Linked DNA regions of Homo sapiens: region 2 is linked to region 1. A link is a contact called in ENCODE Hi-C or POLR2A ChIA-PET data. All regions are on one chromosome and are shown on one strand. Each heading gives the region's core, a stretch centred on a gene start or an enhancer-like site at or near the end of the contact. The rest is flanking DNA. Distances are from core to core; before and after follow the strand shown.

What was found. A loop is a pair of places that touch in the nucleus more often than their neighbours do. ChIA-PET counts read pairs that join two places held with the same protein, here RNA polymerase II (POLR2A). Pooled maps may share reads with other maps.
Region 2: a loop to region 1 is called in a map with no recorded cell type, with 4 times the contacts of the local background. The contact joins the enhancer-like site here to the promoter of RNF114 in region 1. A Hi-C loop is called at or near these places in 2 of 37 single-sample maps with no recorded cell type and 4 of 50 pooled maps. POLR2A ChIA-PET finds 5 or more read pairs at or near these places in 2 of 52 experiments (GM10248 and endothelial cell of umbilical vein).

The regions. Positions count from the first base shown.
Region 1 is chr20:49,934,764-49,938,678 of GRCh38, forward strand. It overlaps RNF114 (ring finger protein 114), which reads left to right and starts at 1,634. Exons shown (of 6, transcript NM_018683.4): 1 at 1,634-1,789. The coding sequence starts at 1,650. RefSeq lists silencers at 835-914, 1,481-1,670, 2,129-2,423, 2,709-3,003 and an enhancer at 1,283-1,888.
Region 2 is chr20:49,666,835-49,670,749 of GRCh38, forward strand. All of the region lies in intron 1 of B4GALT5 (beta-1,4-galactosyltransferase 5), which reads right to left. Among named protein-coding and RNA genes, the nearest start is that of B4GALT5, 45 kb to the right of the region's middle. Within about 2 kb of position 1,902, at least 10 of the 41 ENCODE cell types and tissues checked have a DNase peak (open chromatin) inside an H3K27ac peak, as active enhancers do.

The DNA.
Region 1 (3,915 bases), core at 384-2,883:
CACTCCAGCCTGGGCGACAGAGTGAGACTCCATCTCAAAATAAATAAATTAATTAAATAAATAGAGAAAATATTGAGAAACAAATGAAAACAAAAACACAGCATGCCAAAATTTACTGGACACAGTGAAAGCAGTGCTCAGGGGAAATTTTATAGCTATAAGTGCTTCAAAATCATAGACAGAAAATTGCCAGGGCCTGGGGGTATGGGGATGGGAGGAGGGAAGAGGAAGTTATTGTTTAATGGGGACAGAATTTCAGTTTCAGTTTAGCAAGAAGACCAGAATTTTAGAGATAGCTGATGGTGATGATTGCACAATATGAAATGAATGTACTTTGTTGTTGGGGTTTTTTTGTTTTGTTTTGTTGTTGTTGTTGTTGTTTTTTGAGAGGGAGTCTCGCGCTGTCGCCCAGACTGGAGTGCAGTGGCAAGATCTTGGCTCACTGCAAGCTCCGCCTCCCAGGTTCAAGCCATTCTCCTGCCTCAGCCTCCCGAGTAGCTGGGACTACAGGCGCCCGCCACCACGCCCGGCTAATTTTTTGTATTTTTAGTAGAGACAGGGTTTCACCGTGTTAGCCAGGTTGTGTTTTTGTTTTTTTTTTTTTTTTTCAGACGGAGTTTCGTTCTTGTTGCCCAGGCTGGAGTTTAGTGACTGTTGGAGTGAGTGAGCCATCTTGGCCCACGGCAACCTTCGCCTCCCAGGTCAAAGGCTTTTCCTGCCTCAGCGTCCTGAGTAGCTGAGGCTACAGGCATGGGCAACCACGCCTGGCTAATTTTAGTATTGTTAGTAGAGACGGGGTTTCACCATGTTGGCCAGGCTGCTCTAGTACTCCTAGGCTCAAGCGATCCGCCCACCTCGGCCTCCCAAAGTGCTGAGATTACAGAAGTAAGCCACCTTGCCCAGCTCCTTTGTATAAATAAATGATATTGATTTTCTTCTTGCAGCTCAGGAATTAGATCTGTTATTAGAATTTGCTTAAATTTAAGAAATGGCTGGGTACTGTGGCTCACCGCTGTAATCCCAGCACTTCGGGTTGCCGAGGCAGGCGGATTGCTTGCGTCCAAGAGTTCGAGGCCAGCCTCGGCAACACAGTGAGACCCGCCCGCTCTCTGCACCACTCCTTCCCCCCCTCCTTTCCCCGTCTCTACAAAAAATACAAAAATAAATAAATTAGTCCGGCATGGTGGTGACTGCCTGTGGTCCAGCTACGCAGGAGGCTGAGGTGGGAGGATCGCTTGAACCCCGGTGGTCGAGGCTGCAGGGAGCCATGATCGCGCGCGCCACTGAACACCAGCCTGGGCGACAAAGCAAGACCTTGTCCCAAAATAGATTAAATAAATAAATAAATAAATTTAAGGAAAAAGCAACTTGATTCGAAGATAAATAGTGATAGTGCAAGTGGTGCCGAACTAACGATAAATTTGGAAAACAGCGGCCCACGCGCAGAGCCCGTCCCAATTCTGGCAGCCTTTGGATTTGGCTTCCACGTTTTCCAGATTTCCCTCGGCCTCTAGCTCGCTTGCGTCAGAGGGGCCCCGAGGGGCGGCCCACCCGCTAGCCCCGCCCCCAACCGCTCACCGCCCCGCGAGCCCCGCCCCCTCGGCCTCCTCCTCATCGGCCGCCGTTGCGCGGCGCAGAGCGGCAGCAAGATGGCGGCGCAACAGCGGGACTGCGGGGGTGCTGCGCAGCTGGCGGGGCCGGCGGCGGAGGCTGACCCCCTAGGACGCTTCACGTGTCCCGTGTGCTTAGAGGTGTACGAGAAGCCGGTACAGGTGCCCTGCGGACACGTGTAAGCGGCGAGCCCGGGCCTGGTCGGGGGGCGCTTAACTGGGAAGGGAATGGAGCCGAGGAGCGAGATGGGTCTCAGGGCGGGAGCCAGAGGACCCACCCAGAGGGGCCTCCCGGGGGTGTCCCCCGGGGCTCCTAAGGGCCGTGAAAGCTGCCGGGGCGCTCTTCTGTCCCGCCCCGCTCACTCCTAAGTATCCCGTTCCTCCGCCCGTCTTAGCGGGGCAGCTGCTGTCTGTTGAGCGCCTGCGATGTTCCAGGCGGCCTGTCAGTCTCCTTCCCACACGTGATAGTGGACTCGTGCCCTGCGGGGACTTTAGGCTCCGAAGTCCGCCCTTGGAGAGCCGACGTTTCCTTTCTAGTCCACGTCGCTCTTAAAGCATAGGACATTTGGCGTCGTGTCTAGCTGTGGCGAGTTATTCTACTGTGCACTAAAGTCGGGAGAAACGCTGAACTAGACTAAAACAACAAAAGGGAAGTCTTTATGGGGATCTGGCCAGTTTGCCCTTAGCTGTGAAAGGGGGGTGGGAGTTGGCAGATGGGATTGTTAGCATTCTACTTCCTGTGTAGGAGGTTTGTTTCTTTCAGTTTTCAATTAAGCCTTCATGACCTGAATATTGTGAATAGAGTGGTTATAATGATTAAAGCAGATATGTGTATAAATGTCCAGTCCAGGTCCTGGGCTGTGGCCGGGGCTTTCGAGGTTGGTCAGGTTGGTCGATTTGAATCTAAGCCTTGTTCCATCAGACGCACAAACACATCTGAGTTGAAAGAATTGTAGACAACGTGGCCACCTGCTTCTTGCCTCAGAATTGGCTTTTCCTCTGGCCCCTCTCAGTGCTTATCGTGGGATCACCTTGGCATTGGTCTTGGCAGCGGGCACAGTAGCCATTGCACTCCATGGGCATTATTCTATAGCCACCCTGCAGCGGGGGAGGGTTGGCAGCCATTTTACAGGTGAATACACTGAGGGTCCGAGGCTCTCTTAGGGAAGGGTCACCGTGGCCTAGCTCTTCCCAGATGTACTGCAGGTGACCATTTCAGTAGTCCAGAGAACAGTGCTTGGCACCTAGCTGGCTGCTTTTTGCTTCATCATGTTGCTTTAGGCTATTCATCTTTGCAATTCGGTTAGCCTGGAACTCTTCCCCCCACCCCTCCCTTTTCAGGCTTCAAGTCCCAGGTTAAGTTACCTCACCAAATACCATCCCCATCTAAATTACTTCCCCCACTTCCTTTCTGGGACTTAACTTCCTTCTCCTTGCTTGCACAGAGCAAAACTTAACAGCTCATGACGGAGTGGCCATATCTTTATTGCCCCTGAACTGACTGGAATGGCCTCTGTGTGCCAGATTTTGGGGTAGACTCTGCCTTCAGAGTTTACAGTCCAGTGAATTGATTATAAATAAGTACCAATGACTGGTCAAACTATTGTAAAAATTCATTCTGCAAGTGGGAGGGTATTTCAGGGATCACACCTCTGTGCGTGGGGTGAGTGATCAGGTAATGGTTGAATGAACTAATAAGTCGTGTAAGCAAGCTTCACGAGAGTTGAAGTGGTCTTTAGCTTTTTCATTGAATCCACTTATCCTTGGATCAGATTTACCTGATTTTGGATTAATTCAGTGGATTTCATTTACTATTAACATTTGTAAAAAGGCTAGACCCAGCACAGTTTGCTAAATGAAGAGCAGCAAAATTTGAGATTTTCTTGAGCTTGGTGAACCTTTCCTAGGTCAGAGGGCAAGGAACAGTACTGGTTTTCAAACCTTGGCTCTTCTCTATCCTCGCTGTCCTAGCCCCACGTGATCAGCAGTTCAGTGCAAATTGAAGACAGATGGAAGCACCTCTGTGAGGGCAGCCCAAATCCCCGCTAGCTCCAACCGACTGCTTTCTCCTGTGCCTAGTTGATTTTTACCTTTTGTGCTTGGAAAGTTGAGCATCACTGCAACTCTGGCTGGGGCATTGGATTTTTATAAAACTTTATTTCAAGCCCTGAATGACTGTGTTCTCCAATCTGGTAGAATACAGCTGGAGAAAGGCAGCTGGCTGGGTGCCCAAGAGAAGGGAATTTCTTCCTAGCACTGTGACGGAGTGGAGCATCGGAAGGCTGAACTAGAAAAGGGCGCATAA
Region 2 (3,915 bases), core at 652-3,151, 270 kb before region 1:
AAACAAGCAGATGATCAGTGTTCACTGCTCTGCACAACAGGTAAAGAAAGAATCTGCTTATTCTGCTTATAAAGAGATGGATTCCTATACAACTAATAATGCATTTATTGAGTCCTTATGTGCCAGCACCTTTCCAAATGCCTGTGTTTTATCTCATTTCATCCTCACAATAACTGAGAGGCAGGTTGTTACCATCAATTTAGAGATGAAAAAAACTCAGGTCTGAATACGCAATCTGACCATGTGGAGCCAAGATTTCACAGCAGGCTTTGTCTCCAGAGTCCAGATTTTTAACAAACATGCTCTACTGCCTCTCAGATGCTCAATCCCCTGAATCCACAGCTACTATGCTGCCCACACTTTGTTTGATTCCTTTTACTTGGATCTTTTTGAAGTGTTTTTTTTTTTTTGGCTTGTGTTGTTGTTGTTTTTTTTGAGACGGACTCTCGCTGTCACCCAGGCTGGAGTGCAGTGGCGCGATCTCAGCTCACTGCAGGCTGCGCCCCCCAGGGGTTCACGCCATTCTCCTGCCTCAGCCTCCCGAGTAGCTGGGACTACAGGTGCCTGCCACCTCGCCCGGCTAATTTTTTTTGTATTTTTAGTAGAGACGGGGTTTCACTGTGTCAGCCAGGATGGTCTCGATCTCCTGACCTTGTGATCCACCCGCCTTGGCCTCCCAAAGTGCTGGGATTACAGGTGTGAGCCACCGCGCCCGGCCTGTTGTTGTTTTTGACAGGATCTTGCTCTGTCACTCAGGCTGGAGTGCAGTGGCACGATCATGGCTCACTGCAGTCTTAACCTCCCTGGCTCAAGCAGTCCTCACACTTTGGCCTCCCAAAGTGCTGGGATTATAGGTGTGAGCCACCCCGCATGGCCAATATTACCTGGATCTTTACTGTCAACATGTCATATATTTCAGGCTTCCAATATTCCACTTCAGGAGTGGGTGCCAATACTCACGCTATAATGCATCCCCCAAATTTTATAAGTTTGAAGCTCTAATGTGAATCATGAATTTTTCCATTTTAAATCTGCTTAAAATGCTGGATACTCATACTATGCATTACATACATTAACATACATTTAAGAGAGAAAATACAGCTTTTTTAAGATACAAGGAATTTTTGGCAGCAAAATTTACACCCATTGTCTTATCTATTTAAATATTTTGGAGCAACCGTGTGACAATTTTCATACAAAAAGTGTTTAAAGAGAACTGGGAGGAGGGGGGACACATACACACATTAACAAAGTAAATAATACAAAAAAATATTTTGGGGGAAAAATTGATTTGAGGAAACTTTTGCTTTCCTAATCCTTCTCATTTGAGGCAGAAAAATCACAAAGTCATTCGTAGGTTTCATTTTTCACCCTAATTACTATTCCTAGCTATTAAAAAAATCCAAGTGGTAAAAATTAACAGCTATGAAGTACCCTATAAACATTTCCACTGACCTATTAGTCTACCATCTGTTAAATTATTAAACTGTACATAAGATTAGACATGAAAATGCTGTCTAAACAGATACTAGATGGCTGGGTAGCCTATGGTAAGTACTTTACTGATCTAAGCTTCAGCTTTGCTTCCCCCAAAATTCTTAATAGCATGACCAGTTATCAACCCTCAGAAGTACCAATATCCACATGCACAGCCACATAACCTCAGTATAAGCTTGGGTGGGAGAAAACTGTAAATTACCTTGCTGGTTCCATTGAAACTGAACACGTACACTTATCAAAACAACCCTGCGGAGAATGGGTGGGGGTGGGGGGGGCGTCAGGGTATGACGGATGTTGCTGATGGGAATGTGCTAGAGGCACAAGACCAGCACTGCCACACTCCTCTGTGGAACTGAAACCAGAACAAAGGCTCTGCTCCCCTCACCTCCGCACCCCCTCGTCCTAATCTCTGTCCGTCACCGCCCCCACTCCACCGACCAATCCCTGTCCCTGAATTGCCTTGTGGTTCCAGCCTCCCACCCCCACTGACACCTCCTCTGTATGAACGTGCTTTTGTGACACCCGCTCATACTAAGCTTTTTTTTTAGACAGTGTCTCGTCCTGTCACCCAGGCTGGATTGCAGTGGCACAAACACAGCTCACTGCAACCTCAACTTCCTTGGCTCAAGCAATCCTCCTGCCTCAGCCTCCTGTGTAGCTGGGACCACAGGCGTACACCACCACATCTGGTGAATTTTTTTATTTTTGTAGAGGTAGAATCTCACTTTGTTGCCCAGGCTGGTCTCAAACTCCTGGGCTCAAGCAATCCTCCTGCCTCAGCCTCCCAAACTGCTGGGATTACATGTGAGAGCCATCATGCCCAGCCAATACTAAGCTTTAATGTCCCTTTCCTAGCTTTTCCTGGTATCATCCCACCCCCAAGATTAGAACTGCCTACACCTATCTTTGGGCTCTTTCTCAACTGATACACCAACTTCTATCCATGACCTCTACAAATTTGAGCATGTCTCTCTCTTCCAATAGACTGTAAGCTCCTTAAGAGTACAGACAGTCTTATTCTTTTCTTCATCAACTTCTGATAAATAGTAGGCATTTAGCTATTTATTAAAGAATTACATAGGCTGGGCGTGGTTGCTCACACCTGTAATCCCAGCACTTTGGGAGGCTGAGGCAGGTGGATCACCTGAGGTCAGGAGTTCGCAACCAACCTGACCAACATGGAGAAACACCGTCTCTACTAAAAATACAAAATCAGCCGAGCATGGTGGTGCATGCCTGTAATCCCAGTTACTCGGGAGGCTGAGAAAGGAGAATCACTTGAACCTGGGAGGCGGATGTTGCAGTGAGCTAAGATCGCGCCATTGCACTCCAGCCTGGGCAACAAGAGCGAAACTCCACCTCAAAAAAAAAAAAAAAAAGAATTATAGCTTGGCACACAGATGCTGTGATAGCCGGAGGAGTTGCCTTGCTTTTTTAAGGTAGAAGTATACTGGTTTTTCTGCAACCACAAAAAAAAAGGCTATAAGCCAGAAAAGGTCATAGTGAAACTGATACTTCACCAACTGTGCTGGTGTTCGTGCAGACTGGTATAAACCCTTTGGGAAAACTATTTGCAAATTCAACAATAGCCATAAAAATGCTCATACCTTCTGAGCTAGCAAAGTATCCTAAATATGAGGCTATTCTATGCACAAAGTTTTTACTTACATTATTTCTAAAAGCAAAATCTTGGGAAACAACTCAAAATCAACAACCAGCAGCTCTCAGTGCTGCTCTGCCTGTGGAGTAGCCAGTTTCTTTTCTTCTCTAATAAACTTGCTTTCACTTACTAAAACAACAGCACATAAACTGTGACACAAAACTTGACGGAATCTTACACATCTTTAAAAGTGAAAACTATGCAACCTTATCACCATACACCTTATGTATAATATTTAGCATAGACTATCACATTTTTAACAACATGAAAAAAGTTCTGCTATATCTTGACAACTATTGCTAAGGAATAAGAACATGTATCAGGCTAAAACAGACTTGAGGCAAATTTACCAACCTGCTTTGCTGTTAGGGAGTAACAGTGATGTGAGATGACCTTTTTTCCTTCTGTTTTACCAATGTTCTTTACAACAGTAATGATTTATTTTTTTGAGACAGGGTCTTACTATGTTGCCCAGGCTGGTCTCAAATTCCTGAGCTCAAGAGATCTTCATGCCTTAGCTCCCAAGCAGCTGGGACTACAGGCATGCATCATGGTGTCTGACTGAGTGAGGGTTTAAAAGAATGCAATTCTATAGCAAAAAGTTGAATTTCTTCAACACTGAACTGCTATCTGCCTACAACTAAGTTTCTTCTAACCCTTTGCAAACATGTAACGTAAAATTTTAAGTTGACACTACAAACTGCTTGTCTAAATGAGTCAAAAGACTGATACCTGTTCTACCAAAGCCTCACCAA